Linked DNA regions of Homo sapiens: all the other regions are linked to region 1. Evidence: chromatin contacts called from ENCODE Hi-C or POLR2A ChIA-PET data. All regions are on one chromosome and are shown on one strand. Each heading gives the region's core, a stretch centred on a gene start or an enhancer-like site at or near the end of the contact. The rest is flanking DNA. Distances are from core to core; before and after follow the strand shown. Region 1 overlaps DTNBP1 (dystrobrevin binding protein 1). Region 2 overlaps LOC101928354 (a long non-coding RNA gene). Region 3 has its middle 450 kb from the start of LINC01108. Region 4 has its middle 440 kb from the start of JARID2-DT. Region 5 has its middle 140 kb from the start of JARID2-DT.

Region 1 (6,246 bases), core at 2,319-4,818:
ACATGAATGGCCAACAGGTATATGGAAAAATGTTCAACATCACTAATTATAAAGGAAATACAAATCGAAACCACAATGAGATATCATCTCACCCTCGTTAGAATAGCTATTGCCACATGGAAATAACAGGCACTAGGGACTCCAAAAAGGGGGGAAGCGTGGGAAGGGACAAAGATTGAAAAACTACCTACTGGGTACAACGTTCACTGTTTGGGTATTGGGTACACTACAAGCCCAATCTCCTCCAATATGCAATACAGCCACACAACAAACAAGCACATGTACCCCCTTACCCCCTAAAACTAAAAAAAAAAAAAGAATAGCTATTAGCGAAAAGACCAAAAATAACAAATTCTGTCAAGAACGCGGAGAAACGAGTTCTCATACGCTGTTGTCGGGAATTTAAATTAGTATAACCACTATGGAAAACAGTATGGAAGTTCCTTAAAAATTCAAAAGTAGAACTACCATATGACCAGCAGTCCCACTACTATCGGGAATACAGCCAAGGGAAAGGAAATCAGTATGCTGAAGCATTATCTGCACTCCCATGTTCATTGCAGCTCTATACACAATAGCCGAGATATGAATTCAACCTAAGCATCCATCAATAGATGAATGGATAAAGAAAATGTGTTATATATAAACGATGGAATACTATTCAGCTGTAAAAAAGATTTAAGTACTATCATTCGCAGCAACATGGATAAGCCTCGAGGACATTATGTTAAGTGAAATAAGCCAGGCACAGAAAGATAAATACTGTATGTTTTCACCCACATGTGGAAGCTAAAAACGTTGATCCCAGGGAAGTAGAGGGTAGAACAGTGTTTACTAGAGGCTGCTGGGGAGGTGGGCAGTAGCCAAAGGTTGGTTAACAGATACAAAATTACAGCTAGATAGGAAGAATAAGTTCTAGTATTCTATAGCACTGTAGGGAGAGTATAACAATTTACTGTACATGTTCAAATAGCAAAAGAGTGGATTTTGAATGTTCCCAAAACAAAAAAATGATGTTTGAGGAGATGGATATGCTGACTACCTTGATTTATTACACACTGTGTACATGTATCAAAAATCACACTGTGCCCTATAAATATACACAATTATGTGTCAATTAAAAATAATAATAAAAGCAAAAAATATACGTAAATACTTAAAAATTTTTTAAAAGAAAAGAAACTGGGAGAAAATCATTGCAGAACATACATGATAAAGGACTGTTATCCAAAATATTACAAAGTACTCAATTTGCAACTGAGGGACAGTCTACAAAATATCTGATCACCATGTCTCAAAAAATTGTCATGGTCATCAAAAACAAAAAATGTTTGAGAAACTGTCAGAGCCAGGAGGAGCCTAAGAAGACAAGATGACTAAATTTAATGTGGTCTCCTGAATGAGACCTTGGAACTGAAAATAATATTAAGTAAAAAAAAATTAATAAAGTATGAATTTTTATTAATGAAGATTTTATTTTTAATTAATCTTTGTTTGATCCAAACAGCTATTAGATAATCCAGAAGTGTTGACATTTTCTCTTTTTATCCTCCTCTCAAGCATTTATCCTTTGAGTTAGAAACAATCCAATTACATTCTTTAAGTTATTTTAAAATATACAATTAAGTTATTATTGGCAATAGTTACCCTACTGTGCTATAAAATAGTAGGTCTTATTCCTTTTTTTTTTTTGACACTTTCTAATATCCTAAATTTTAACTCTATTAAATATTTGTGCTTATAAAAACTCCCTCTCCTCTCTGCTAGGGTGTAAGGCTTAAAAACATGAATTTGGTCGGGGGGGAATAACATTTTATTCAAAAGTGAAAATTTGATGACAAGCAGTTTAGCAGTTTTCTTCAGACATTTTAGGTACTGACTTTTATCATATTAATATATCACGGTAAATCTGGAAAAGGCTAATAATAATGTAGTTCATGGTGCTTTTGAATCTAGCTTCAGGGACCACATCAAACAGCTACTATATGTGATTATGGAACGCTTAAATGAAACAATTTGTAAAATCTAAATTTTAGCCAATAACTGTATTTAAGATTTTAAAGAATGTCATAAATGGTACATAAGGAGTTTATATGGGGGAATCAGGCAAAATGATGTACTGCCATTTATATATATATTTTTTTGTAGAGACGAGACCTCACTATGACCTGGCTGGTCTTGAACTCCTGGGCTTGAGCGATCTTCCTGCGTTGGCCTCCCAAAGTGCTGGAATTACAGGTGTGAGCCACCCCACCCAGCCTACATTGTTTTTTGTTTTATTAAATGAAAAACTGACTAGGAGATTCAGCTTGGGAGCTAGTACTCCTAGTACTAAAGAAGCAATATTCAGCTCATTCTGTTATAACTAGTCTGACATGGTCTTAAAATGTATAAAACACTATCATAGCTAATAGGATTATTTAAAAGGCTGTTTCATTTTGATTAGTGATAAAAACTAGAATAGTTAAATTTAATATAGACTCCATTTAACTCTAAGCTACTTGGTGCATTCAGTATCGTGCATGTATGCTTAGCATATGGGGGACGGGTTAAGAGCTAGGCTTTGAAGCACAAGCTTAAAAACCCAGCTCTGCTCCTGCCAGATGAGATGCAATGTGATACCTCGTCTGTGAAGAGAGAGCTAACAACACATATCTTGCAAAGCTGTTAAAAGGATTAAATGAGCCGAAGTACCTAAACTTAATACTTGACAGTAAATAATTAATGTTTGAATATAAAAAATAGAGAAAATTTTTAGATTAGCTAAGTTTTATATTTAATAAAAGTGATTGAAAACTAATAATTTCATTGACCAGTAATGATCATGATGTAAACAAGATCTATGGATCTATTAGATCAAAATGTCAACAACATTTTCATTTTTATCTTACAAACTTACACACCTATAAGTTATTTTCCAGGCTATAGTCTTAGACTTAAGATCTCCTACAGGTAAAAGGAATTAAATTTCAAATGATTTTTCTGAAAAGAAACTATGTAATGGAGCCAACAATTATTCTATGCTGGAAAATGTGTATGTTCTTTTTACCTCTTTAATCTTTATCTGGACAGATGGCAATTTCCATTTAGATTCTAGCTCTGTTGGTTGACTACAGAGCTAATGAGGCCAGGAACTTAAATGAGGTTGATCTCTAGGCAGGCCAATTAATTTCTCACAGACAGAAATTCTGTTCTAGGTACAAATTGTACTTGCTGCCCTAGTCACTCTTTTGTTAATAACGTGGGGACCAGATGAAAACATGTGAGTGGTTTATCAACCTGGAATTCCTAATGAGAAACAAACTGTACATACTTCTGAATAGGACGGCCTCATGCTCTTGTGCTGAATGACAAATTTAGACTAAAAATGCTTGAAATAGTCCGTGGTCATTTTACTGCTAACACCAAATTCATATTTATGTTCTCCCCTTTAAAAAGCTTCACAGGCTCCCCAGCCCTTTCAAGTTAAACTCCTTATCATTCAGAGAGCTACTGCTCTCTGGCCACAAACTGTTTACTTCACTTCTTTCCTTCACATATTCTACATTACAGCAAAACAAGAGGAGTACTGAGCGTTGGTGCCTCCTCCTCCTTGCCTCTGCCTGTCCCTAACCCCGGCCTGTCTTTTCAGGCTTAGGCCAGTGGCAGCCCGCCCTCCTCCCACAGGGCTCCCTTCCTCTTCTGTGCTTCCCCAGACCTTTCAGCCTCACACAGGACTCACATTCTGACTGATATCATCCAACCAGTTGTGTACTCTCATATCTCTCAGGAATCAGTAAGGGCCTTAAAGGTGCAGACTGTATTTTTGCTTTTTTGCTATCCCCTAATAACCCTGTCTGTTGAATTCAATAAAGAATAATTTCTGGTGATAGAATGATTTTATTACTCTAACATGTAAAATAACTGAGAAGGCAAAACTATTCATGGTCATCTAGTTTAAATATTAAGAGACTATGCCAAATTTTGTAAAAGAATAAACATGAGCAGAGAACTTAGAAAACATTAAACAACATGATGATACTTTTAGTATATTAAACCAGGTCACATTATCAGTGACTTAAAACAGAAGAAATGATGAAAATTTTCCATTTTAACACTTAGCAGACTTGAAATCAGTAACAAAATATAAAATAATTGCATTGAAAAAAATAAAGGTTCATCCCCTTATATTAAACTTAAAAAAGCTCTTCATATAATAATGACAAGTACATACGTAATGTGTATTCCGAATATTTTATGTTGAATTTAAGTTAGCAGAAATTTAATTTCCCTGTCACAGCCTGCTCATTTCCTGTTGCAAAACAAGTTGCATATATGAGTACATTTGGTAACCAACTTAGGATGCATATACATAAAATACTAGCAGGCCTCCATGGACACAAATATACCTTTACAAGAAGCTCAAGCCTCACCATTTTGCTCGCTATAACAACCGCATATGTCTCATTTAGTGATCAGTGAAAGAGATAGGTAGAATTTTATTGTGAAAAGCCATTTGGGAATGCCTGACAGCTGTGCAAAAAAGAGCTTCACAAATTTTTGCAAGAAGGCCGTCCCAGAGGAAAAGCAATTCTGTTTGGAATTTTTCTTTGTGCCATTTGTTTCAAATACATATCATCTGTAGTGTAACCACTGATATATAAAGAATGAAGCAGCACACTAAAATTATTTCCCACTTAATGAGTTATTTTCTAACAAAATAATTAGCCTTATGGAACAAAGAACTCTCCTTGGCTGCAAACCCATAGGTCACAGAGGCCAGGTACTGAAAGACCACAAGACTGTTCAAATGCTTACGTTACACTTTTATGTACTAAGGTAATAAGGTAATGATGGTATGAATAAGGAAACTTTAAGAAGTACATTAACTTGCAAAAGCCATTATGGAACAAATGAGATCTATGTAGTAGCCTAAAAGGTGTCTAAGAGAATTAATGTGCCTCTTGAAGGGTCTAGCCTCAGAAAGGAACCTGGACATCTGATAATCTAGTCCATGAAAAACTGACAGAGCTATGATAATCTCTTTGTTAGATGCCCTCTAAAATTCTGTACAGAAAAAAGCAAAATAATACTGTATCAGGCTAGGTCAAACCAAAAGAAAAACACAAACTCAGTATACGGCTGCTATTCTCTTATATCTAAGAATTCTTATCTAAGAGTTAACAGCATCTTCTGGCTGGGTACAGTGGCTCAATCCTGTAATGCCAGAGCTTTGGGAGGCTGAGGCAGGAAGATCGCTTGAGTCCAGGAATAGTCTGAGGCTGCAGTGAGCTATGATCACATCACCATGCTACAGCCTGAACAACAGAGTGAGACTCTGTCTCTTAAAAAAATTAAAATTTTAAAACAAAAACAAAACCCAGAATCTTCTGTTCTAGATGAAGGGAACAGTCTTTTAAAAATAGGTCATATAAAATAAACTAAGAGAAAATTCAAAGACAAGGCTTTAACATTTTGAACTTCAATAAAGGAATAGGATTATACTACCCTCTAGTGGAAGTTCAAGATAATTCAGTATATACTTTTCAAACATATTTTTCCAGTTTTATGATTAAAAAGCACTGTGGTTTTTCACAGAATAAGAAAGTGCATAGAATCTGGATAAAAATATTCCATTGTATGCTTACACACCTTCAATGTACAGAATACTAATATCACCACATTGAATCTTGTGGTTTTGCATTCTAAACTGTTTTGCAGCACAAGCTAAACTGCCTAACATCCATCCAAACCCTCGTGTCACAGAATAATGGTTTTGTGAATTCGCAAAGGCTAGAGAGGCCCCCATTAGAACGTCAGCATCTTGATGGCAGGTGCCCAGCCTTGTTCACTGCTGTGTGTCCAGAGTCTGTACGCAGTGCGTGGTGCGTGGCAGATGCCCAGCATGTACCAGGCACTGTGCTAAGTGGTTACGTTTGTCATCTCCTTTAATCCTCCAAATACCTACAAGACAGGTATGCTCATCGTCATTTTGCAGACAAGAAAACTAAAGCTTGGAGCCATTGAGAAATCTGCACAGTTTTTAAAGTGAGGAAGTTGGATTGGGAGCCAAACCCGATCTGTCAGTTCATAGCCCTTGTTTTCCAGTTCCCAGCATACCCTTATTACTTATTTTTAAAACGACAAACCTTACCAGTAAGTATCAATTAAATAGGCTCCTGTAAGCTGGACTGAAGCCAATATGAATGGATCATCTGTTGTAACTTAACAATTCCCAAGGGGCTAGGTACCAGGAGCCATATTAAT
Region 2 (6,246 bases), core at 2,162-4,661, 980 kb before region 1:
AACCTGTTGGTTCTGTTTCTCTGGAGAATCCTAATACACCTTACCTTACAGATGAGGAAACTGAGGTGCAAAGCAGTCAGCTGTTTTGCCCAAGATCTTGAGGCCAGTGAGTGTCCCAGGCAGGACTAGAATGCATGCTGCCTGGCCCCAGACCTGGCTCAGGTAACCAGACAGCCTGCTGCTTCCCTCAGCCACAGGAAGTGGCTCAGCCACAGGAAGTCACGGCTACCTCTCCATTCACAAACCAAAGAAGGTAGGAGGTGGAAGGAAAATGCATTAAAAGTAAAATTCAGCTGGGTCAATGGACAAGGACAGGATATAGACTATAAAACCAATGATATTTGTTTTCATTCTAGGCTTTATTTTGATATCTGTGACCTTAAGTGTGATTTACATCTCTCTGAGCCTCCATTTTCCTGATATGCAAAATACCATAAAAACTTTGCAAGGCTACTGAGGGATTAAATGGGATAATTTTATGTGCAAATAATATTTCCCAGGATATGAGTGAAATCACGTGGCTTGTGTGATTAAGACAACTGTTCCAAATTCTAGTGGCCTAAGTCCCCACTTGCTTGACTTACAAGAGATCCAGGTATTTACAGAAATAAATAACTCTCTCCAATAAGTTTCAGGTCCTCAAAGCTGCCAACCTGTGCCCCTGCTGCCCGTGTTCTCATCCCAGGGGTGGGGTCCCAACCATCTGAGTCCTCAGGGCCAGACAGTATAGCAGTCCCTTTCACGGAGCTCTCATCCACCTTGAGTTCCAATTGCTGATCAAAGCAATGCCCAGAGCAAAGCTGCACCCCCAGCAGGTGAAGGCTGGGCTACAAAGTGGGGTTCACTGCCCAGACCCTCCCCCTCTGGGCCAGCTAAGCATATCAGAACCCCTCTTGCTCATAGTGATGACTCACCAGGACCTCCCCTCCCTGTTCCCCATCGCTACCCACCCATCCATCAGATCTGTCACTGTACCCAAAGCCTAATGGTGAATGGGACTCGTGTGTTTCTCTCTCAGAGGGCTTCTCCACCCCCATGGAAATAAACATGTACAAAAGGACGTGAAGAAGAAAGAAGCTTCACCAGTAACATCTCTGTACAGATCCTACCAGGCTGAAAGAACAAAAAGCCTAGCTGTGGGGTGGTTGTTTTGCTTTTTGGTTTTGTTTTCACTGTGGTTTGTGTCACATGTTAAAGATGTCCCATGTGTCAGGAACAATCGCAAAGTACTTGACCTGCTTTATCTCATTCAGTCGTTCCAATGCCTCTGTTGTTGTGTCATTAGTGTTTCCATTTTATGGATGAAGAAAGCTGAGGCTTAAAGAAGAGAAGTAACATTTCACTGCCTCACAAATAGTGACAGAGCCAACATACAAACCTAGGCTTGTCTGGCCCCAGAGCCCTCATCCTTAACCACCACACTGCACCTTTGTAAAGGGCACAACTATTTGTGTCTAACAAATATTAGTTATCTTTTCTAAGAGCCAAGAGACATTTGTTCTATCCCAACTCTGTCTCTTAGAAGTCAAATGGCTCAGCTTCCACATTTGTAAAAAAGAGAGAACTAAAGTAGAAAATTCTAATTGTTTCCTGAAGCTCTAAAAAGCTACAATCCTAAGAATTAGTGGCCAGAGACCCTAAGCTGCTTAATACATTTATACCACATCCTCCTCAGCTGGTACTCGGCATTGAGGAAAATTCTTAGAAACAGAAATAAACAAAAATATTAAGCATAAGCCGTCATCAGATTTACATGTTATGCTGCAAAATTTATTGTTCTGTTCCTTTTCCTTTAAATGGGAACATTTAGGTCAAGGATATATCGTCATAATATCTCTGAGATGGGAGCTATGAGTGACTGGGCAAACAGATTTCCGATTCTAAGAATCTTCTCTGAAATCAGATGCTTGATAATGTGAATATTAAAATTCCCCCTTCACCCAATAACAATGTGGAAAAACATCTGTCCTTTTTGTTTTAAAATAAACATTGAGAATCTCTCTTTTAAAAATGGTAGAAATAATCATGAAACTAAGTATAACCACAAGAAAAAGTATTTGAGAAGAACTGAAAGACTAAGGGAGAAACTTGATATAATGTCCATCTCCTTGTACTTATCCTCTTCCTTTTAGCTTAATGCCACCTCCTTCATGAACACAGAATTGGAACCCACAACGGATGAGGTCTTGGCCTCACGTATGGGTAAAGCCTCATGTAAAAATAAACAGAGAGGAAATGCTGACGATGCCTGTCACTCCACTCGGATCAATTCACTTCAACATGCTCATTGCTCCATTTCATTTCCTACACCTTGGCCTTGCACACTCTTGCCATGCAAGGGCCGACTCCCAATAGGGAGTTGATTGTTTTGTTTAGGAATTCCAGAGCACCAATCAGATGGGGGGTCCTCATTCTACTCCAGCACACACACTCCACAAATATCTCTCTCCTCTCTCTTATTTTTCATTTTTAACCATTTAAATTCATGTTTATTTTTATGTATTGCTAATGTATGACATAGAGTTCCAGAGGGACTGTCAACTTCCTAAAAAGAATACACCTTCATTAACTCTCTCTACAAAGATGTACCATGTGCCTACTATGCCAGCAGGTGTCTGTACAGAAACAAAAAGGCACAATTACCACCCTAAGGAACCTCCTGTAGGATTCAATGCGGAGGCCACCTCCTCCAGGATGCCCTCCCTAGTACCTGGGTCAGAGTCCTGTGGCATTGGGTATTGGAGTCCATGATTCACCTTCCCTGCAGTGTGATTGTTGGTTTACTTAGGAGGCCCTCATTGCTTCCTTCCCATCCAGTGGGAGACATTCAAATAGGATGCAACTCACAGCTCCCTTAGCCAGAATTGCAGTAATGATGATAATGGTAATGATGTTAATAATCCTATCCATGAAAAACAGGTAACTCCTTTTTAAAGAAGGATTTCTTGCTTATCACCTTCGGTCCTGAATCCCTGGATATACCTGGGTGCAGGCTTCTTGGGGCTCAACACATGTCTGGGAGGATGCCAAGATGGCAGAATGATGTCAGTTTCTCACGGGGTGCTGCTCCCTTAGATCTGTACCATGCTGCCTAATATACGTCAGTTGCATTGAAATGAAAAATGAATAGGAAGTAGATCTTGCTGCTAAAACATATGCATCAGAAAATCATTATGAGTATTAAATTACTGCAATAAAATGAACCAGAACTAATCTTGCAAATTAAGATCCAATAAATTTTTTTTCATGGCCACACCTTTTCTTAAAAAAAAAAAAAAAAGAAAGCAAAAGAAGATTTAGCTTAATAGTATTAAAATTGACTGTAAGGATTTTGAGCGTGACATGGAAAGAGTCGATCAAGAAATTTCCATATGACAAATAGATTTGCATTTTTGGAGGGTGGGGTTGGAGGTTGTCAGGAAGATGTTGAGAATACTGCCCCTGTGCCAATTGGTAAAATGATCAGTTTTTAAGCTGACATACCTATGTATTTTACATGTAAAATTTATGTATACATATTCCCCTTCCTCTTTTCTGCTCCCCACAAATCCCCCAACTTCCCACTCCTTAGATAAGGTTCTGCTGACACAAGAAACTAGTAAATTTCTAAATTTCTGACAACCTCGTATTTTTAGAAGAGATGCTGCTGTCGTTCAAATTAAATCTGAAGCTGTAAATAAACCTTTAGAGCTTTGCCTGTTCACTGGAATAACAGGATATCTCCCTCCACCCTCCAGCAGGAGAGAGACTGTAATTAGCTCATTGTCCGTGAATAGGCACAAAAGAGGCGGTGCTCCCCATACTGGCTCCCTTTCAACAGCAGATCTTGGGGCAGATGTTAATTCATTAAGTGAGTAACTTCCACCATCTCCCAGGAACACCAGGGAGCCCGACTCCCCGTTCCAAAAGGGACACTGAGGAACAACATGAAATACTCTGGCCAAGGACTCACAGAAAGGGTACTCGGAGAAGAAAAAAAACCACCACCAGGATTCACCTCCCTGCTGCAGCCTGCTTCCTGGCGCTGGTTTTGGCAGCCCATCCCGGGGCTGCTCTGTGACACCCGGGGAACCAAACTATTTATAGCCACGCAGTCATTATAAACAAAGCTGTTTATAACATCGAACCTTGGCCCTGCATGAGTTAAAACTCTAGACTGGCAGCTATAAATAACTCTGTTATGCGCTCGAGTGTGACTATTGACTGATACTTCCTCAAATTGTGACAAATAATGACAAGTTTGTTTGACAAACATCCCACTGACATTCATCTGATTTTGAATAAGTGGTGCTGCTTTCTTAATTTGGTCCCTGAGGCCCAGGACTTCAGGAACTTTCTTTATTCTTTCTCTCTCTCACCTCCCGCATCAGGAAACTGTCCTGTGTGTAGTTGTTTTTTCCCCTAATCAACTGGAAGGGATTTGGGGCCATCTAAGGGGAAGCTTATTAAATCCACTGTTTCTCTCTTGGGATAATTCTGCTGTAGGGGCTTTGCAAGGGTCTGGGGAGTTTTGTTAATGACAGAAGGAGGGAGGGGTAGAAAAATGTGGGCCAGGCTGTGGTGGTAGGTAACACAAGGTGGAAAGGGGAAAGCAGAATTTAACATCAGACTGACTGGAATGTCAGTGTTTAAGGGGGACCAGAAATGTAGAAATTTGAGAAGTAGTTCACACTGAATCGATGAAAGACAAGATTCTGGATGGAGGGATTTACCCCCCAGGGCTTCTGGTCTGAGAGATCTTGTAGATCCAAGATTGGGGTCCCCAAGGCTCGGGTTCTCTTTCGAGGCCAGCTGATATTAACATACGTCATGAGTGACGTGAGATTCTAGAGCTCTCAGGGACCTATGAAATGGTCTGTTACTCGGTCATTTCACAGGTCAAAAAGCTGAGGCCACAGGGGCTCCCAGGACTCTTTAGAGCAGAGCTAGACTAGAACTCAGCTGTCTGGACTCCTGGCTAGAAGCTTTATCTTTCATCAGGAAATTAATTAACATGTGAAAAGCATGTGGAATTGTCCCTGGCCTGTGTTGACTGTTTTACAGGAGCACACCATTCACACCATCCAGGTTGCACATCTTTTCTGTCTCTATTAACTCTATTTGCACGGTCTCACACAGCGCCCACCGTCTCCAATCCCTCCTATGCAGAGCTTTCGCAGCAATCTTGCGAATATGCAAAACTGCTGCTCACTGGTCAGCCCACTCCCAGACCAAGCTGGGAGCGCAGTAAGAAGACCTGACTCAGGATCCTGCAAAGGCAGAGGTGGCACCTGAGAGCAAGTCTCCTTAAGTTTTGTGCCCTAGGCCCCTCACGTGACTCACCCTAGTCCCACCCACACTTACCCAAATAAACATCTCCCAACTGGTTTGCATGTCTGCAAAAATTACTGCAGACATCTCACCCTTGCTGACAAAGTCCTCAATCCCTGGTCCCTCCCACTTCTCCTGCCCAAATCTATGCTTTACCCCAAAGTGTACTCTTCACTCCTTCCCAGAACACACAGCCTCGGATGTTTCCCATTCCCTTTGATAAGAATGCCCCCTTTACATGACAAAACCCTGACCATCTTTCCTGACCCATTGCAGATGCCCAAGGAAGCCCTTGTTGACTGATCTGGCAGCTGTGATGTGCTTTCCTTGGAAGCCCCATCACCCTTATTTATATGTCTCTTTCAGCGCTGGCCTGTCTTAATCCTGCCTTACAGTTATTTGTGAATGTGCTTATGTTTAATCCTCTTTTCTAGTGGTAAGAGGGAGATCTTTCTTAATCATTTTGGTATCTTCTAGCACAGTGTATACCTAGAAAAGGGTGAATGAAGTCTTTTAAATCTACTTCCTAAAAGTGCAAGCAAAAACACAGAATGAAACAAACCGGAAAATCTTCAAAAGTAATAAAGGACCGTATCAACTAAGAAAGATTTGGCCAATGTGTAAATAGGTAGCAAAACCTAAAATGGCCCAGCCAGATAAGTGCATGCGTCCTTAGAACCAGCAACTGACACAGAAACTGGCAAACTAGTAAGACAACTGGAAAGAAAGAAGCCAAATAACTGGCAATTAAACAAGCTGGAGGATCACAGGGGCAAGTGTCTAACCCACTGCCAGTCAGCCAGCCAACAAACGTTTATTTAGAGCCTGCAAGCACATGGCACAGAGCTGCCTGTTAAAGAAGAGATGTTTTCCTGGCCTTCGGGAATTGACAATCAGCTCCACTTTCTACAATTTCCCTGCCATTTCAGCTTTTAC
Region 3 (6,246 bases), core at 1,337-3,836, 890 kb before region 1:
CAAACCAATGTACATCTTACATATATTGATTGATGTCTCATGTCTCCCTAAAATGTACAAAACCAGGCTGTACTCCGACCACACTGGGCACATGTTGTCAGGATCTCCTGAGGCTGTGTCACAGGCAAGTCCTTCACTTTGGCAAAATAAACCCTAAATTGACTGAGACCTGTCTCAGATGTTTGGGGTTCACAATTCCAATCTCTGCCTCTGTTATCATATGGCATTCTTTCTGTATGTCTCTGTCTCAGTGTCTAAAGTTCCCTTTTAAGGACACCAGTTATATTGGATTAAGGGCCCATCCTACCCCGATATGACCTTGTCTTAACTGATTACATCTGTAATGACCTTATTTCCAAATGAGGTCACATTTCAAGGTACTGGGGGTGGGGACTTCAACATATCTTTCTAGGGGACACAGTTCAACCCATAACACATGCATCCTGCAGAGCTTCCTGCTCTCCCTGGAGCCTACGGTCATGAGCTGCTGACCCTCCCTCACTTCCCAGACATTGCCAGCACACGACTCATGACCAAACAGTGCTCCTCCAAGACAGAACCCTGGTGACTCGCAGTGCTGCAGACAGGCAGTACGGAGGGGTGATTAAGAAGACATTGTCATTTAAAATAAAACCACACAGTTCTTTTGTAAATATGTGTCACTGGGTATTTAGAACCATCATACCCAACCCACTGCTGCACGTTGGTGGAAATGTCAAGTAAGTTACACACTCACGTCTTTTCTGGGGAGCCTTTTATTCACGGTTCTCCCTGAGTTTGATTTCCTGAGGGAGTGTGCTCACCCGCCTCCGTTTCAGCATCTAACCTTGCCTGTTTCTAAAGTTCATGCTGTCCTGACATTCTTTGCATCAGCACAGTCACCCCTGTTAGTCATCTCCTACCAATTTTCTCTCTTTGTACTCTTTCAGGAAGTCATGTTTTTGCTCAGGTAAAAGAGGTGTAGGAAGAGCGTTCTGCCTATTTGATGATTCATCTCTTTGCTTTTTGCCATTTCTAAATGTTAGGGGGGAAAATCCTTTTGTTACGGGCTTTAGCGAATGGGCTTGGTCAATGGGGTGAGAGAAGCTGCCATAAGCCACTTTCAACTTAGAGCAGAAGCAATCTTTTATCGGTCTTTCTTATTCTTTTGAAGACTAGCATCGTGATTCTCAGGGCCACTGGAATCCACGAGACTGACTTCCCTGAGGAGAGACTGCCTTCTAATGGCGTGACCATCTGCTCCACTTCCTTCGTGTTTGGTCAGTGAATCACGGCAAGTCACAGGCCACCTGAGCATTCTACTCACTTCTTTTGGATGCATCCAGGCCAAAGGCTCAGAGTGTGTTTGAGTTGAGATAGATCTGAGCATATTCAGTTAAATGAGGCCCTCAAAGAGTATGATGGGGAATTATGCCCCACTGCCTCCCAAACTTCAAATGTTGAAGCCCTAACCCTTAGAGCCTCAGACAGTAACTCTATTCGGAGATAGGGTCTGTAAAGAGGTAATTAAGAAAAGGAGCAAAAATGGAGCAAGTTTCCTTCTCCCTTGCGCTATTTCTAAGGTCATGTTATAAAAATCAAATGGAGAATACCTGTCAAACAGTTGATCAAGCAGTGAGGAGAAAGAGAAATAATATTAATTCAAAGGGCATGCTTCAACCCATAGTCAGAACAATCTATTAGTTAATCAAGCAAGATTTATTGATACTCACCAAGAGACTGAATATACAAATGGACAACGGCCAAGCCATAATTAAAAACAACTCCAACCTACAATCTACAGCAGCCAGCCCAGGACACCAACCCATTAGCAACAGCAATCGGCCCAGGAAGCCAGCCTGCTATCATCAGCCAGACCTCTAGAAGTCTAACCACTATCTCTATCAACAAGTTAGGAAGCCAAACAATAACCCCTGTAAGAATCAGCTCCAAATGGCCAGAACTTGACTGACAATGGACAGCCTCCCTGATTTTTGTCCCTGCTTCCAACTTAGGACAAACCAGAGAAAGGCAAATATGCACCCTAAGCAATCACATAGGCATCTGTGCTTCTAGTGAACCACCTCCAGCTTCCCACACCAACAGCCTCCAATCAGCACATACCTGGAGCCTCCCTTTTTTCTACTATGAAGTTTTCCCACTCCTCTGCCCGCATTTGAGTCTCTGCCAAAACACAAACGATAGTAGCTCTGAATAAACAGCCTGTGCTTATTCTTATTTGGTTGGTCTTCATTTATTTCCACACTTCCAAATGCAAGTAAATGTTATGCTAGGCCCTTGAATGGTCAGGGAAAATACAAGGAGATATACGACATGGTCCTTATGCCTAATAAACTTAAAATCTTTGGGACTGGAGATAAAATGCACAAAAAGCAAGAACCACCACCACAATGACTAAGCAAATAATAAAGCCAGTCAGGAATAGTAAGTCTCAAATGCAAGTTCCAGATACTGGACGTAGAAGTCTGGAGAAGAGAGATTACTTTTGGCTGGGGAGGTCAGATATGAACTGAACTTCAGCACACACAAAGGAATTATTCTAGTAATTATTGGGTTCCCCCTTGCTCACATGGTTACTCACACTTGAAAGTTTGCGGTAACAAGAAGGAGCCTTGGCAGGAAGTTTGTTTGTTCCATGACTGCTTTTACTGTCACATGAAGAGTGAGTGGTTGATTTACTGAGAAGTCCCCCTTGTTACCCTTCATAAGCCCCAAGTGAGTCAGGACCTTCCCTTGGTCATCAAACTGGAGACAGGACACCCTTGCCCAGTTAGCATTTTAGTTCAGCTTGCCTGGGTTCTCATTCCAAATTCCTGCCCCCAAATCCTTGGTCACCCCCAAGAGTAGATCTTTATCCACAACAGGCCACTGTTGAACCTAAGGTTTCCCAGAGGAAACCAGAAAAGACTTCCCTTATGTTGGGGTTTTAGGGTACCCAATAAATAGGACCCCTCTTTCCTGCCCAACTTCTGAGCCAATTAAGAGGAATAGGAATCAGGCAGATAGAGGGAAAATATCACCATTCTTTTAAGTTGACAAAGTCTTGGTTGGTGGCTATCATTTCAGGTCCTTGGGCTTGTTAATATTGTACCACTGATGGCAAACAGAAACTTTGCAACATGGAGATTTACCACTTAAAAGTTAAGGCTTGGAGGGGCAGAGGATGTTTACTTTCCTCAGGCTCTTCCCAGAGAGAAAGGAATAGGTGAGGCGTACATCTTCCATTGCTTCTCCCAGGCCGACTGAAGTTCCTCTTCCTCCAATGAAGTGAAGGAGAGAGAGGATGCAGGCGGCCAGGGGATTTACTCAATGGAAACATGTCCCCAATAGAAACAAGGACAGCAGGGAACAAATGTTCCCATCAGCTACCTACAACAGGTAAGGCTAAGTCTCTGTGGGGTTGAGGTCCCTTGCCCCCAGCGCACATACACACACACACACACACACACACACACACACACACACACAGCCACCAATGCCATGCTCATGCTTTGTATAGTTTTGGGATTTGTGACAACTTTTAAGTCTGAGGGGAATGAATGTACTCATGAAGAAAATCTCCACCGTTAAGGAAATGCCCTTGGTGTGGACTAGTGCTAGAGGCACAGACCTTGAGTAGGGAGTCCTGAATTCCTATCCCAGTGCTGAGTTAAGCAGCTCTATAGTTATTCAAGGTCTCTTGCCCTCCATGTGCTCTGTCCTCAGTTATGCACTGGAGATCAGAATACCTGTCCTGCCAAGTGTGTGAAAGACAAGATAAAACCAGAAAGGGCCTCTGAATAACCCAGCTCCACTTCACAGAAGCACTGGGGTGGTTCCATATTCAGAGAAAATAGTAATGTTTTTCTTGAAAAATAGAGTAGATGTGAAGCAACTTTCTGTCACTTCTCAGTACTTTTTTAGCACCAGAGAGTTTATCCAAGGTGGACCCCATCAAAGTGAAACAGAAGGGAGGGGTGGGGAGGTCCCCCTAACCCATAAGCTTAAGGGTTGGGTGTTACTGACTCCATTTGGAGAACACGCAGCCAGGGGCTTAATGACACATTTTGATTGATTACACTGGTAACTCTGAAACCTGGTACAGATTACCTTTTGCCCTCAGTGGGGCTTTACCTGAATCATTCCTCTAGAGCAAGAAAGCTGAACATCATTACTTTCAGAGTGATAAATCAGAGAAGGGTAGGAATTGAAAGGGCACTCGACTTTTTCTTCAACTTCTTGAAGAATAAGACTACTAGAGGATTAGTCCTTGGCCACCACTTTTTTGTAATTCCCTGGGCAACAAACTAGTCCTCGACCTAGATGGAAAAAATGGTGAGAAAAAAAGGAAGGGGAGAACAAAGAATGAAGGAAGGGGAGGAGAAGAAAGAATGAAGGAAGGGGAGAGCAAAGGAAGACCAGTCTTACGAATACAGGACAAGAGGAAAAATAAAGTTCAGAATTCTTTCAACTCACTGGAATTTCCCAAGGTGCTTAAAGTGACAGGAACTGCATGGGACCTCAAAGTGAGAGCCTTGTTTATGGGTGTATACATAGAAAGGTTCAATAGGAATGTCCCTTCAATTGGAAGATATAGAAGAGCCTGTATTATTTCATTTTTGTCAATAACGCTCTCATTCAAATCCGTAGTTCACCCTCTTCCCCATGCTATTCTGCCTACTATGTGATCCCCTTTCACACTTGCTCATTCACCATGTACCAAAAGCCAAGCACTGGGAATGGTGCTGCAGACACAAAGAAAAACAACGTACTGCCTCCTACCCTCAGGGAGATCCCGGTCACTGGGGGAGACGCTAGGACCATGCTCTGCAAGAGTGCAATGGGAGAAGTGCTTAAGGAGAAATTAACAAAGAGCAATCAATAGCCCAGAGGATGGGACTCTAACTTAGGGACTGAGGTAAGGGGTCATAGGACGGGTACTCAGTTACATTCCCCAAGAAACAGAGACAGATTTGTGTGCAAGAGGTGTCCTGGATCAGTGCTCACTTGTAAGAAAGTGAAGGAGACAGGACTGGGCAGAGTGAGAGATGCGGTCGCCAAAGAGGCCTCGGCGGATCCCACAGGAAGTCAGCTCTGAAGCTGGAATAACCTTTCTGAGGGGACACGAATTGAGACAAGGGAGTCAGATCGTGGTACCCTGCATTCACTACTCCTTAGATGTGGGCAGTCCCACAAGGGGGAGGGTCATAACCTCAGACACAGCTGCTGCCTTGGACCAAGGGCAATTCTGGGAGAGGGATCCATGTATGAGCCTGCAGCAGGCAGCACCCTAGCACTGGGGAAAAGGGCACCCTGCGCCTGAATAGGAGATGGGACAGCAAACCACAGCATCCACTACAGGAGACTTTCTAAAACGGGAGCAGCCGGGGTGTTCTGGAGTGTGCAAATACTGACAAGGAGAGCAAAGTGTCCTAGGCAGAAAAAACACCAATGGGACCTTCAAGGAGCATCCGGCTTTAGGAAAACTACGAGAGCTTCAGCATGGCTGCAAGGCAGGGCAAGGGGAGGGGAGTGGGGAGAGATGGGACAGGAGAGTGGGCAGCCAGATCCAAAAGAACTCCACTTGCTGAGCTGAAGGGTCTGGATTTTGTCTTGGAAATCAGGGCAAAGTCAGAGAAGGATTTTCAATACTGTTTATAAAGTTATTTTCTAATTTATATTCATAAAGTTTGGGAGTACAATTAAGTACAAGGAGAAAATAAAATACACCTATAATCCCACCACCCCAATATAACCATAATTAACATTTTGATGGTTTCCTTTCTGGTATTTTTCTATTTATAGAGATACATATCTAGGCAGAGAGAGAAAGGTTTTCAAACAATCAGGCAGAGATTTTACCATATACTTTGTATGTTGCTTTTCTGGTTTATATCATAAGCATCTTCATGTCATTTGTTTCCAGATCTTCGTCTACAATTCTTATTGTATCACTGAGATAAATTCCCAAAAAGAAACACATCAGGCCAAAAGACAGAAACATATTAAGACTGAGAACACCAACATCAAAGGTTTAAAAGATAAAGCTGGATACATGGAAATGTATTTTCTTTATTGCCTTTATTTCTTTTTAACTCGCCTCTGTCTTCACTGGAGAACATAGGGAGAAATTCAAGCAAGTAACGGGTGTTCCAGTTCATCGAGGGTCTGTCATGATGGCTTATGAGGTCATGACACAGACCCACAGGGATTGCACAGACATGCTGAGACCGAACAGCATTGCAAAGATCATGTCAGGTAATACCT
Region 4 (6,246 bases), core at 1,467-3,966, 820 kb before region 1:
ATCTAGCTATGAGGGAACCACATGTGATACAGAGAAAAGAGAATTTGATTTTGTGTTAGAGGAGCTTCTCCACTACTTACTACCAGTGTAACTCATCGGGTGACAGTATTTTCATGTCTAAAAATGGAATAGCAATGCAGGAGTGCCCTGTAAATTACTGAGAAATGAAAGTGCCTGGTACACTGCTTGACCCAGAGTAACTAATCATGAATTGCTAACTCAATCAGAAATGGACTTTTTAAAATGCTAACATCTGTTCTAAAATGAAAAGAAGAACCTAGAGTGACACGGAGAGAAGGGCTGACAGAATGTGATACGCAAAGACTAAGAAAATGATGCCTGGGCAGAAACCTACCTCTGCTAAAAAGAAGGGATTTCAGAAAACATGAGAAAACTGGCAAAGCCACAGCATGAAGCGACAGAGAAATGTGTAGGGATGCTCTGAAGCCAGAGGGGATCTCCAAGGACATGAACCCAGGAAAGAAAAAGAATAATTCATTGAATTCCTCTAGGAGCAGGACAACGGAGCAGTCTTAGCCTAACAGAGACTGGACGGTGCATAGGGATTATTTTCAGCCACAGATGAGGGAGGGGACTTGCAGAACTTCAAGGAAATCTATGAAGGGAAACTGGAGAGTGATACAAAAGCCTGAGTTAAACTGCATAAAGAATAGTTTGCAATTCTACATACCTATCATTTGCCAGATAGTTGCAGAGTTGGCCCCAGTAGATTTCCATATGTTGTGCTAAAATCGCACTGGAGGCTGACTGAGCATTTGTGGCTTTTCAGAGATGCCAGTTTTGGTGAGGGGGTTGGGGGTTGCTGGGGGCAGTCACCTGCATCGTGCAAGGATAGAAATAAATGATATCATCCCTAGGGCACAGAAAGCAGAGCTGTGGGGGCCTCTGGGTCGTGTCCCTCCCCGCTGCCACTCCTGCACACCTGTGCTAGCAAACACTCCAGATTCTGGTCTCTGGGCCCACCCGGAGCCTGTGCTGTTCCTCGACTTGTAAATTTTAAAACCTTTTCTTTCTTTTTTTTTTGATATAGAGTCTCGCTCTGTCATCCAGGCTGGAGTGCAGTGGCACAATCTTGGCTCACTGCAACCTCCACCTCCCCGGTTCAAGTGATTCTCCTGCCTCAGCCTCCCGAGTAGCTGGAACTACAGGCATGTACCACCATGCCCAGTTAATTTTTTTTTTTTTTTTTGTATTTTCAGTGGAGGCAGGGTTTCACCGTGTTAGCCATCTCCTGCCCTCATGATCTGCCCACCTTGACCTCCCAAAGTGCTGGGATTACAGGCATGAGCCACCGCTCCCGGCCCTAAAACATTTTCTTTTGCAGAGTGAAAGACCAAGTAATCTGGAGTCCACCAGCCCTCCCCTCACTTGTGTACAGCAGTTTGGTCACTGCAGAAACATCCACCCTGGCTGGTGGGTAAATACCCCATAAGACAGAAAAATGACTTCCTCCAAGGGACTCCTGATAATTAGACAAGACAGTGGAGAAATTCCTTCCCTGAGCCCCTGATTTCAAGGCCATGGCTACATCCATGATAAGGTATGTTTCTGCTTTGCTTTCTCCAGAGAATCAGGGAGAAATCCCACTCCATCCCACCACTACAGCCCCCGGCTCGTGAGCAGAGCTCACGAGGTGGTGGTACCTTCTCCATCCCCACGCCTGGGGCACAGGGAAGAGCAAGGAAATTCTCAGAACAATGCAGCATAAGACATGATTTCTCCATGGGTCCCAACCTTCCCTTTCATGGGTCTCCAGTCCTGCCTCCCATTCTGCACTCTGCACCCCCATCTTTGCAGAGCCATCCCTAAGTCACACGCACCGTGGAAGAGAGGAGACAGGGTAACAGCACTGTGCCTGCCACCTGACCACAAGCCCAGGCAAAACTGTGGTTTGACCCACATGGGGCGGGCAGATGGCTCTGTTAATGCCTGTGCTTCCCTCGGACCGCTCCAAGCCCTAAGGCATGAGGGAGGATCTGTCAGCACAGGCAGCTCATCCACCCGGCTCTCACCACCCAGTTTCAGCAGGACTGAAAGACCGCGGTGCACTTTTGCTTCCCTGGACACTCAAAAAGCTCAGTGATGTTTATTTTCCTTTGCTCAGTCTCCTCTTTTCACCACCAGGACAGTGTGAAGTCAAAAATCTGTGCTCAGCACAAGACACAGCAGAGAAAGAGGAAGAAACTGGCACAAAATATTTTCTCCAGCGTGCTGCCTGGGGAGCCTGGCTTTGACTTCGACATGTGCTGGAGGTGTGGTGTCCAAAGTAAACCTTTTGAACTGTTTTTTTGGAACCTCCAAAAAGACCTCGCACATCAAAGGGGATCTGATCCCCCATGAGGTGCATAGCAGGCATCGTTAAGCATTTTGCATGAATCAAACACCTTCTGAAAAAGAAAGGAAGCCCAAACTCATAGCACATGGCCAGCCCGTGTCCCCGACCACAGGCAGCCTCGAGCACATGCTCACCACATGGCTTCGCCTGGTTGGGTGGAATCAAACCCTGCAGAGGCACAGGGGCTTCTCCATCACAGGAGCCGCTCTCTGTGCACTCCCAGGCTGGGATACAATGGGGCTGCTTGTTGGAGCAGCCTCACGACCCCGGCCTAGGCCCGCCTCAGGGGAGCCCAGGCAAACTCTGACTCCAGTCACAAGGGGAGCCCTGCTGGGCCGCCCCACCCCAAACGCCGAGGCAGGATGCAATCTGGGGCTGAATACAGAGTCCAGTGTGAGTCCTTGGCACGGCGCCCAGAAAGCCACGCAGCAGCGATGGGCTTGGTGGAGAATTCCAGGCTCTGAAAGAAAGCAGAGCAGGGAACAGAGCCGGAGCCTTGAGCCTCTTCTGTCATCTTCCCTCCTGGAATTCATTCGGCTTACCACAGGCAGCTGCAGCCATGGGCAGAGCATGAGCTCAAACTTCAGAGGCCATGGTTGCCCAGACAGTCCCAGAAACTGATGACACGTGCTTCTCTTGACCTGCCTGAGGAGGAAGGAGCTTTCAGGCCCTTTCCCAACAGCTATGCTACCTGCACAGTGGCAGCCATCCTTTGAGGGCAGAAGGAAGGGATTTAGAAATCACTTGTGCCCTCTCAATAACCTTCAAAGTGCCCGGGAGACACCAAACCTCAGATTTCACTGGAGGTACATACAGCAGTTTTTAAAACAAGATTCTGGGCCGGGCGCGGTGGCTCACACCTGTAATCCCAGCACTTTAGGAGGCCAAGGTGGATGGATCATGAGGTCAGGAGATTGAGACCATCCTGGCCAACATGGTGAAACCCCATCTCTACTGAAATACAAAAAATTAGCCAGGCATGGTGGCGTGCACCTGTAGTCCCAGCTATTTGGGAGGCTGAGGCAGGGGAACTGCTTGAACCCAGGAGGCGGAGGTTGCAGTGAGCCAAGATCAAGCCACTATACTCCAGCCTGGGCGACAGAGTGAGACTCTAAAATTAAAATTTAACATTAAAATTTAAAAAAAAGGTGCTATCATTCCTGACAATTGCCTCTTTAAAAGTCGTCTTCTCTGGTTAGCAAAGTTCTAGGTTCAGGAAAAGAAAAGTGTTTAAAACCACTAATGCAACCTGATTGGTAAGAGTTTTAATTAGCAGTTCCAAAACTGTGCACATTCTGAGCTTTTAATTAATATGCACAATTTCCGTTGCATTTTACTTCAATAAGAGCTATATAAAACCAGTGAGTGGGTGACATTGACATTCCATTCAAAAAAGAACTAGAAGAAGAAGGGGGCAGGAGAGTTGAATTTGGAGGAACAGAGAAGGCAAATGAGTCTCATAATTCTCTAAATTATGCCTTTATAAATAAACATTGTCACCTACACCTCTCATTGGAAGCCCTTCAGCTCATGCCCAATCAACCCCTGGAATCATTTTAACACACTGACACCCTGAACTGTGGGCCCAGACGCTGGGGATGCCAGCCAGATAATCCTCCCCTCATTCCACAAATACGGACTGAGGATGCTACATGCCAGGTACAGGCAGGTACCAAAGATGCCAAGGTGAGAGAGTTGGTCCCCACCCTCCAAGGAGCTCATAGTTTTATAGATGATCACATAAGGAGAAAAACAAAAGCTCTATGTCTAGACCACAGACACCTCAGGGGCAGAAACACTGTCTCATTTATTCTTGTACTGCCGTCATCTAGCCAGGGTCTAAGCAGAGTAGGCAATTATTAAATGTCTGTTGAATGAATACAGGGTGAAAAATGTGTGCCTCCACACATACAGTGGTGCAGCAAAGCAGGGCAGGATCAACCCTGCTTGGTGGGGTAGACCCAGATGACAGTTTCCTGGCATGCTCAAGCAAGGCCACACCAGTAGTTATCCATGGCATCTGTTCTAACTGCTCAGAACCCAATCAGACAGGTTGTTAAATATTTTTATTATCATCTACCTGGAGAAAGGTGAGATCCCAGAGCTGGATCTTAAAGACAAAATGAGAGCCTCTTAAAGTTGGGAAGGACATTCTGAACACAAGGACCAGTGCAGACAACATCAAGGAGACCTGAGCTTTGCCACACAAGTTGGGGATTGGGAAGAGGGAGGTGGGATCCTGCAGAGCCTCATCTCCTGTGCAGGGTTGCTTAGACTTTATCCTGAAGGCCATGAGGGGTCAGCACAAGGCTTTCATCAGGAAGAGCCTTGAACACTCTGATGGAAAAAGAGACAGGTCTGGGAAAAGAAACAGTTGGAGGCTTTAGAAATGGGCAAGTAAAAAAATGTCAGAGTCAGAGGTAAGACATGGGCAGAAGGGATGCATAAATACAGGGATAATTGGGAGGCAGGCTCTCTTTACACAAGATTCAGGAATGTATTGGAAGCGGAGGATAAGAGAAGAGAGCTTGGGCAATGGGGGAGGCTGGGTTCCACTAACATGATAGGAAGCTAACCTGGGTAATGGGGCAAGGGAAGTGATGAGCACTACATGGCAGGTGTTGCTTTTGCCGGGACAGATGGAGCCCCCCCGGGGTAGGCCCTAGGGTTCTCGAGCTCAGGCAGATCTGTCTGGGATTTGCATGGGGTGTCTTCCACAATCTCATGAAAACACACATCACACACACACACACACACACACACCCCTTCCAGAGATTTCAGAATGTGGCATTCCCCTGATAAGAACACTTCCATGTTTGATGAAAACCTGATGCTAGTTCAGAAGACGCCACGGAAAACAGTGTACAATTAGAAGGCAGTGATGACACCGATGAGTTAGAGTTCTGATAAAGCTGACTCCAGGAAGACAGCCAAATAGGGAGAAACGCTCAAGCTTCATTTTTCATATATGTTCTGAAGAGTTCAGAAAGAAGCCCTGGTGCTCTCAATAACCTCAAGGAACCTTTTCCCCCTTTAAAGAGGAAAAGAAATTTTAAAAGAAACCTCCTTAGAACGTCCATCAAAGCCTTAGCCTGTGCTCGTTGCTCAGTCTAAAACACCCGCAGGCTTCCAAAACAGTGGTGGTCCCACCAGACATCTACCTGTTGAATTCTAAACAAGAAATCCTGAACGATCGATAGATGGATTGCCTTACTAGCTCCTTCCCTTCAGATATTTTTCTTGTGGTCCTGGCTTCCCCAAGAGACAAGAAATTCTTAGTATACCTTCACCTCAATCACTCTACCCTGGATTCAATGAATCCATTTCTATCTGGTGCACCCTGTAATTTCCAGGTGGAGAATAAAGCCCCCCAAAATATTCAAACCTATATGGTTGTAATACAGCCAAAGGGACCTTCATGATCAACTTGATCTTCCACTTGACCTGCCTGTGAATTAAGTCAGTCCTGATAGTCTCATTTTACTACCCGGCTGGGGCATGGAGAGAATAAGTAAGTCGTGTTACCAAAACACCAGGGGTTTGGTCTAGGACCTGCTGCTCGCCGCACAGAAAGCCAGTCGCTGACATCATGAGTATTGCCAGGAAGAAGGCTTTAATCAGGTGCTGCCAATGAAGAGATGGGAGCTCAGTCTCAAATCCGTCTCCCTGACCCTCTGAAACTGGGAGTTTATATAGCAGGAAGAAAGGTAACAATGTCTAAGAAAACAGAAGGAAACAATCACGATAAATGAGGAGTCTGGCATTTCACTGTCTGGATGGGAGAATCTGGTGAGTTTCAGTTATTTGATACTTTTTGAGAGGTCTAGGGATCCCTTCCCAAGGAAGGAACTCAGATAAAACAAATTTGGGTTTCAAGCTTTAAGACCAGA
Region 5 (6,246 bases), core at 2,744-5,243, 510 kb before region 1:
CTTGCAGTAACTTGGCACAGTATCATATACATAGCAAACTACACATTCCTTCATGCATTCATTCAACAAATATTTACTGAGCATCTTTTTTGCACCAAGCCTAATGCGAGAGAATGGCATGCAATGATGAACAAGATAGGCGCACCCCTGCCCTTGTGAAGCTTGTAATCATATGGAGGATATAGATAGGAAAACAGTCAATAACAGCACAAAGTGGTAAGTACTCTAATTGGAGGAGTACAGAATAATACAAGAGCATATAGGAACCACACTGAGACCTGAAAGATGAAGAGCCAAGTGAAGACTTCATAAAATTGTATTAAATATAAATGATTTAAATTAAAAATTACCAAATATACAAGGAATGGTGAACATAACCCATCAAGCAAAAACAGGGAGGAATTAAAGGTAACTCTTGCCCATTTTAGAGATACGCATCATTTGATTTGCCTCAGATGTGCTTAGGAATTTTTTTTTTTTTTCGAGATGGAGTCTCGCTCTGTCACCCAGGCTGGAGTGCAGTGGTGTGATCTAGGCTTACTGCAACCTCCACCTCCCAGATTCAAGTGATTCTCCTGCCTCAGCCTTCCAAGTGGCTGGGACTCAGGCACCTGCCACTACACCCAGCTAATTTTTGTATTTTTAGTAGAGACAGAGTTTCACCATATTTGCCAGGCTGGTCTTGAACTCCTGACTTCAAGTGATCCTCCCATCTCAGCCTCCCAAAGTGCTGGGATTACAGGTGTGAGCCACCACACCCAACCAGACTTTTTTTTAAAAGCAGGAGGGAGATGTTTTGGAAGGTAAAAAGCCACAGGCTCCCACCAGGAGCAAGAACCAGTGAGTGAGGCTTCCAGATGAGGCTGTACGAGCATTTTGGTGGCATGCAAAATGTAGGGATTCAGGAGGAGGAGGGAGGATGGAAGGAAAAAGTTGAAAAAGCAGTTACGAATTGTGAAGAGAAATGATAGTGTTTATTTCTAAATGACAACTCTTTATCTTCTTACCCCAGGCCTATTTGTTGACAAGCCATTCTGTCAAAATCTGTTGGTCAAGGAAAGGGAGACCCACGTACATGTGGCACATTAGGCCTTGATCTTGTCTCTGTTGGAATTCAAAGGCTCTCCCGTAAGCAATCAGCTTCCTAATGGGCACAAGGCACCTCTGGGAATGGGAATTTGACCAGGTTTGTCAAAACCGCCAGACAGAAGCAGAGTCTTTCTCATTTTCCTGTTTCTATCACAGGAGAGGAGCAACTCCAGGGGCCATGCCAGTCCTTCAAGGACAAGAGCTAAAACTACCGTGAAAGCTGCTTACACATTAGCAGGGCACACACATAAATCCATCACATCTATTTTTTAAATCTGGATGAATAAAACAGATACAGGCCGGGCACACAGTATATCTTGGAGCTGTGGAAACAGCTTATGGAGTAACTCAATAGAGTGAAGGATTCTCACTCTCCCTCTCTCTCTCTTTCGAATCCCTATCGCCAAGCAGCAGTGAATTAAAATTGCCTGAGAAATCAAGCAGGTGGTAATCGCTTCTCTGTCAGATAAGTTATCCGAGGACAGACTTTTTTCTGAGGCGGTTACGCTGTCTTCCTCAGCTCCATGATGCAGAAACCCATAGAGATTAAAATCAGCTGCATCGTGGATACAGTTACACCCTAAAAAGAAAAGGCGTGGATGACTAGGGGAATGCCCAGAGAGCCCTGGGGTGGAGAGAGGCCGGGGAGGGTCACAGGGGCTCCCTTGAACCCAAGGCCACAGTGATGAAGACTTGGTCATGTGCCTTTAGCTTCATGGGGAGAACTGTGACAGCCAGAAGCCAGAACATGAGTTTTGCTGGCCTCTCCTCTGACTCCTGTTTAGTACTAAAGCAGGGAGGAGTTGGGGTGGGGAACTGGGGAGAGGAGGTGGAGGAAAAGTCCAGACCAGTCATCACACGATCAGCAGAACGAGTCCTTATGGGTTTGACAAATGTGGGAAGATTAGAAAAGATCTTGGGCTAAAAACAAAAACAAATGTCTTCCCATTTTCTTTACAAAACTCCCAGCCCCTCTCACCACACACTTATATACCCCAACCCCAACTAATCTGTCTTGAAGATAAACATGCTTTTTCTAAACTCTAAAACCTGTCTTCCATTAATGCTAGTCTGGAGAGTGAAGCTTTCCCTGCTGACTGATTACAGAAAATTGCTTATTTAAAGAAACCTGGACTCTCTCTTGCAGACAATGGCTTCCATTCCGGACATCATTTCAGAGACTTCCGCACAAACAAGAGAGACTAGCAAGCACCTTGAGATAATCCAGGTATAAGGGGAAGAGTACAGAGCTGGTTCACACAACCGCACCCTCACTCACACAGACACAAACACACAGCCCAACCCAGAAACTGCACCACATAGGACACAGCTGCATTTGGGCCTCTAATTACTTTACTGTCTAATTCATGCTAACACAGCAATTAGTGATAACGCTCAAAACACTCATACACATCAGCTTGACGACATTTAATTATGACAGTAGATGTATCGCACTTCAGGAGATATGTAACTTAGCAAGGAATAAGAAATCTATATGGATGGCCCATCTAAACCACCATGAAATAAAAGTAGAGGAAAGTCATGAAATCCTCACTTTGTCATTAAAAGAAAATGTTTAACGGGTGTGTTTTTATGTGAAATATGCCATTTCCAGATGCTGATTGGAAATCCGGTCTCGCTGGCTCAGAAAACATGATTAGGTTTTTATTTTTCAAAAGAAAGGAAGTGAGAAAGGAAGGAGGGAAGGAGGGAAGGAAGGAAGGAAGGAAGGAAGGAAGGAAGGAAGGGGGGAAGGGTAGCTTGGCTCTTGATTATTGCTTGATGGCTCTGTGTATTCATTCTCATTTTCAGTACCTTAGACATCAGCAGAAGATATAAGGGAAATGGGACATTTTTTGCTGGGATGCTCCTTAAGATGTGCCATTTGCTATTGGTTTACATGGGGCCTGTTCATGAGATATGATTAATAGTTCAGCAGCACTGCCAAAAAGCACATAAATCTGGCCATCCACAGTGTAATTGACACACTGCTTGTCTCGCAGATACCTACAGCACTTGCTTATCGCAGTCTAATCCCCCAGTGGGTATTCGAAGCAGCTGATTATGCAATGCCAGTTGCTTACACTACAGTTTGGGGGTCTTTTCCTTATAGCACCCAATTAGCTGTGACACAAAGCCCTACTCCCCTTGATCAACCTTGACCAGGTGTTAAGTACCAGCTGAATGAACGCAGGCGATAGCACAAATGCCACTGGAGCACCCGGCCTAAGCAGAGCGGGTGTTGAGGTGGGAACCTCCACCTACGCATTCTGCATCAAGTTGCCTTTGCTTTAGACTCGCCAAGCACCCTTGCTTTGGTTCCTCACACCCAGATCATAGCAATCTGCCACCGAACCCTGCAAGGTTACCACGGTGAGCTCCACCTGTCTTCTCCCCGACCTGCCTCACCCTCTCTTCCAGCTCATTCAACATCTCTCCTTTCCAAATCAAAATCCAGCAGCTCCTCACATTGACTTGCCGTGGGAACTTCAAAACCTCAGCCCCGCTCTCTAGTCCTCTGATTTCTCCATTTCTATGAAAATTTTAAAAACAAAAACAACACTGACTTAGCAGAGCAGCAACTGGGAAGATTAAAGATTAATAATAAACAAGTTGTAAAGCCCTTTGAAAGCATAAAATGCTGTAGGAGTAATTATTATCATTGTTATTAATCACCTCAGTTCATCACATAGAGTAAACATGCAATTATAAAGAGGGGACTCTTAAATGCAGTATCAGCAGCAAGACCCATTTATTACAATGCTATTTGCTTGGATTCCATTACAGTTATAAAATTTTGTGCTCATCTAGCACTTTTTGTCTGAGAATGTCAAAGTGCTGTACAAGCACAGGCTCTAATTAAACTAATCCTTGCAACACACAGGGAGCAGCAGAGAGAGGCCACTTCCAGTTGTGTAACTCGCCATCTAAGCACATCCTGTCCTGGTCTGGGGAGGTCTGCCTGCTGAGGGCTGCATCTAGAAACTTCCGAAATCTAACATTCCTAGGAAAGTCATATATATATGTATGTAAAAATATGTGTGTGTATATACATATACACATATACATATATATGTATACACATGTGTATATGTATGTATACACAAATATGTGTGTGTATATATACACATGTACATATATGTGTATACACATATATGTATGTGTATACATGTATACGTATAGGTATAGATATACATGTATACGTATAGGTATAGATATACATGTATACGTATAGGTATAGATATTCATGTATACGTGTACGTATTCATGTATACGTGTACGTATTCATGTATACGTGTACGTATTCATGTATACGTATATGTATACATATATACACACACACATATTTTTAAAGCACAAATAATTAATGTCAGGCATAATACACAAAGGTTTCAATATCTTCTTCTGTGTGGGAATTATGTATTCAGTGTCTTGCTAGTAACTCACATATACCTCGATCCTGCCATTTTGGTTTTTTGTTTTGTTTTGTTTTTGTTTTGAGATGGAGTCTCGCTCTGTCTCCCAGGCTGGAGTGCAGTGGCGCGATCTCAGCTCACTGCAAGCTCCACCTCCTAGTTTCACGCCATTCTCCTGCCTCAGTCTCCTGAGTAGCTGGGACTACAGGCTTCTGCCACTACGCCTGGCTAATTTTTTTTTGTATTTTTAGTAGAGGCAGGGTTTCACCATGTTAGGCAGGATGGTCTCAATCTCCTGACCAAGTGATCCACCCACCTCACCCTCCCAAAGAGCTGAGAATACAGACATGAGCCATCACACCCAGCCTTTTTTTGTTTTTTGAGATGGAGTGTTGCTCTGTTGTCCAGGCCGGAGTGCAATGGCGTGATCTTGGCTCACTGCAACCTCCGCCTCCTGGGTTCAAGTGATTCTCATGTCTCACCTTCCTGAGTAGCTGGGATTACAGACACCTGCCACCATGCCTGGCTAATTTTTGTATTTTTAGTAGAGACGGGGTTTCACCATGTTGGTCAGGCTGGTCTCAAACTCCTAACCTCAAGTGATCCGCCCAACCCAACCTTCCAAAGTGCTGGGATTACAGGATTGAGCCACTGTGCCCAGCAGATCCTGCCATTTTGGCCCATGGTTTGTGTGTTTTCCATCAAACAGAGCCTGAGAGAAAGTCTTCTGTGCCTTACTGTTTGTAACATTGCCAGCCTGGAAGTTCTCATACAGTGATGATTACTAATGACAGTAAATGAGTTTACACAGAAAAACACAATGAAAACAGTCTATGTCGTCAACATCTTGTCCCTGTGCCAGTGTCCTGCTCATCTGGGAAGAAAAACCCAGCTGTGGATCATTCTCATACAATATTACAGTATTGCCAAAACTTTGTTGTAGGTTTTGGTGTAAGTAGATGGACAGTTTTGACTGTAATAATAATTCTGCCCTACCACTAATAAGAGAAGAACAAATTCCATTCTTGGGATTTTGCATCTTTCCAATGGAAGAAGCATGATGCAATAGTTTCCAAAGTAGGGTTCTTAAACCCCAGACTGTGTGCAAGATGACCCATTGAGACCCAGAAAGGGCAGAGTTAGACCTCTATTTTATTTACTGTATTCTATTATATTCTGTAAAAAAAAAATTACATTAATTTTACTAATGTGTTATGCAATTTGAGAGTAAAACTAGTAAATATACATATACTGAGAATTCCCAACTGGGCAAGCAAAAATGTTTGAAGAGTTCAAAAAAAAGAAATGAGCAATATTTTCATAGTGAAAGACAGGTGTATTTAGGTTAGACTCTACTTCTTCATATTAGAAATGTTTTTGGGCTCAGTGGTTCATGTCTATAATCCCAGCACTTGGAAGGTCAAGGCAGGCAGATCACCTGAGATTATTAGTTCGAGACCAGCCTGGGCAACATGATGAAACCCCATGTCTACTAAAAATACAAAAATTAGCTGAGTGCAGAGCATGCACCTGTAGTCCCAGCTACTCAAGAAGCTGAGGTGGGAGGATTGCTTCAGCCCATGAGGTTGAGGCTACAGTGAGATATGATCACACCACCTGGTGACAGAGCTAGGCCCCTGTCTCAAAAAGGAAAGAAAGACAGACAGAAAGAAAGAGAGAGAGAGACAGACAGAGAGAGAGAGAGAGGAAGGAAGGAAGGAAGGAAGGAAGGAAGGAAGGA

The links. A loop is a pair of places that touch in the nucleus more often than their neighbours do. ChIA-PET counts read pairs that join two places held with the same protein, here RNA polymerase II (POLR2A). Pooled maps may share reads with other maps.
Region 2: a pooled map shows a loop between it and region 1 (2.8-fold over the local background). The contact joins two enhancer-like sites. A Hi-C loop is called at or near these places in 2 of 50 pooled maps. POLR2A ChIA-PET finds 5 or more read pairs at or near these places in 2 of 52 experiments (activated B cell and activated naive CD4-positive, alpha-beta T cell).
Region 3: a loop to region 1 is called in a pooled map, with 4 times the contacts of the local background. The contact joins two enhancer-like sites. A Hi-C loop is called at or near these places in 1 of 168 maps with a recorded cell type or tissue (gastrocnemius medialis), 4 of 37 single-sample maps with no recorded cell type and 11 of 50 pooled maps.
Region 4: a map with no recorded cell type shows a loop between it and region 1 (3-fold over the local background). The contact joins two enhancer-like sites. A Hi-C loop is called at or near these places in 1 of 37 single-sample maps with no recorded cell type and 3 of 50 pooled maps. POLR2A ChIA-PET finds 5 or more read pairs at or near these places in 2 of 52 experiments (CD4-positive, alpha-beta T cell and PC-9).
Region 5: a loop to region 1 is called in a map of A673, with 8 times the contacts of the local background. The contact joins two enhancer-like sites. A Hi-C loop is called at or near these places in 1 of 168 maps with a recorded cell type or tissue (A673). POLR2A ChIA-PET finds 5 or more read pairs at or near these places in 2 of 52 experiments (A673 and OCI-LY7).

What each region holds. Positions count from the first base shown.
Region 1 is chr6:15,618,228-15,624,473 of GRCh38, forward strand. The region is part of intron 5 of DTNBP1 (dystrobrevin binding protein 1); the gene reads right to left. Among named protein-coding and RNA genes, the nearest start is that of DTNBP1, 42 kb to the right of the region's middle. RefSeq lists an enhancer at 3,528-3,627. Within about 2 kb of position 3,569, at least 20 of the 41 ENCODE cell types and tissues checked have a DNase peak (open chromatin) inside an H3K27ac peak, as active enhancers do; they include A673, where a contact is called at or near this core.
Region 2 is chr6:14,635,213-14,641,458 of GRCh38, forward strand. The region is part of intron 2 of LOC101928354 (a long non-coding RNA gene); the gene reads right to left. Among named protein-coding and RNA genes, the nearest start is that of LINC01108, 350 kb to the left of the region's middle. RefSeq lists enhancers at 1,327-1,426, 4,494-5,477 and a silencer at 4,986-5,280. Within about 2 kb of position 3,412, at least 12 of the 41 ENCODE cell types and tissues checked have a DNase peak (open chromatin) inside an H3K27ac peak, as active enhancers do.
Region 3 is chr6:14,732,350-14,738,595 of GRCh38, forward strand. No RefSeq gene overlaps it. Among named protein-coding and RNA genes, the nearest start is that of LINC01108, 450 kb to the left of the region's middle. RefSeq lists enhancers at 500-1,699, 541-660 and a silencer at 3,973-4,052. Within about 2 kb of position 2,587, at least 8 of the 41 ENCODE cell types and tissues checked have a DNase peak (open chromatin) inside an H3K27ac peak, as active enhancers do.
Region 4 is chr6:14,802,140-14,808,385 of GRCh38, forward strand. No RefSeq gene overlaps it. Among named protein-coding and RNA genes, the nearest start is that of JARID2-DT, 440 kb to the right of the region's middle. RefSeq lists an enhancer at 2,245-3,080 and a silencer at 2,599-2,893. Within about 2 kb of position 2,717, at least 10 of the 41 ENCODE cell types and tissues checked have a DNase peak (open chromatin) inside an H3K27ac peak, as active enhancers do.
Region 5 is chr6:15,105,583-15,111,828 of GRCh38, forward strand. No RefSeq gene overlaps it. Among named protein-coding and RNA genes, the nearest start is that of JARID2-DT, 140 kb to the right of the region's middle. Within about 2 kb of position 3,994, at least 2 of the 41 ENCODE cell types and tissues checked have a DNase peak (open chromatin) inside an H3K27ac peak, as active enhancers do; they include A673, where a contact is called at or near this core.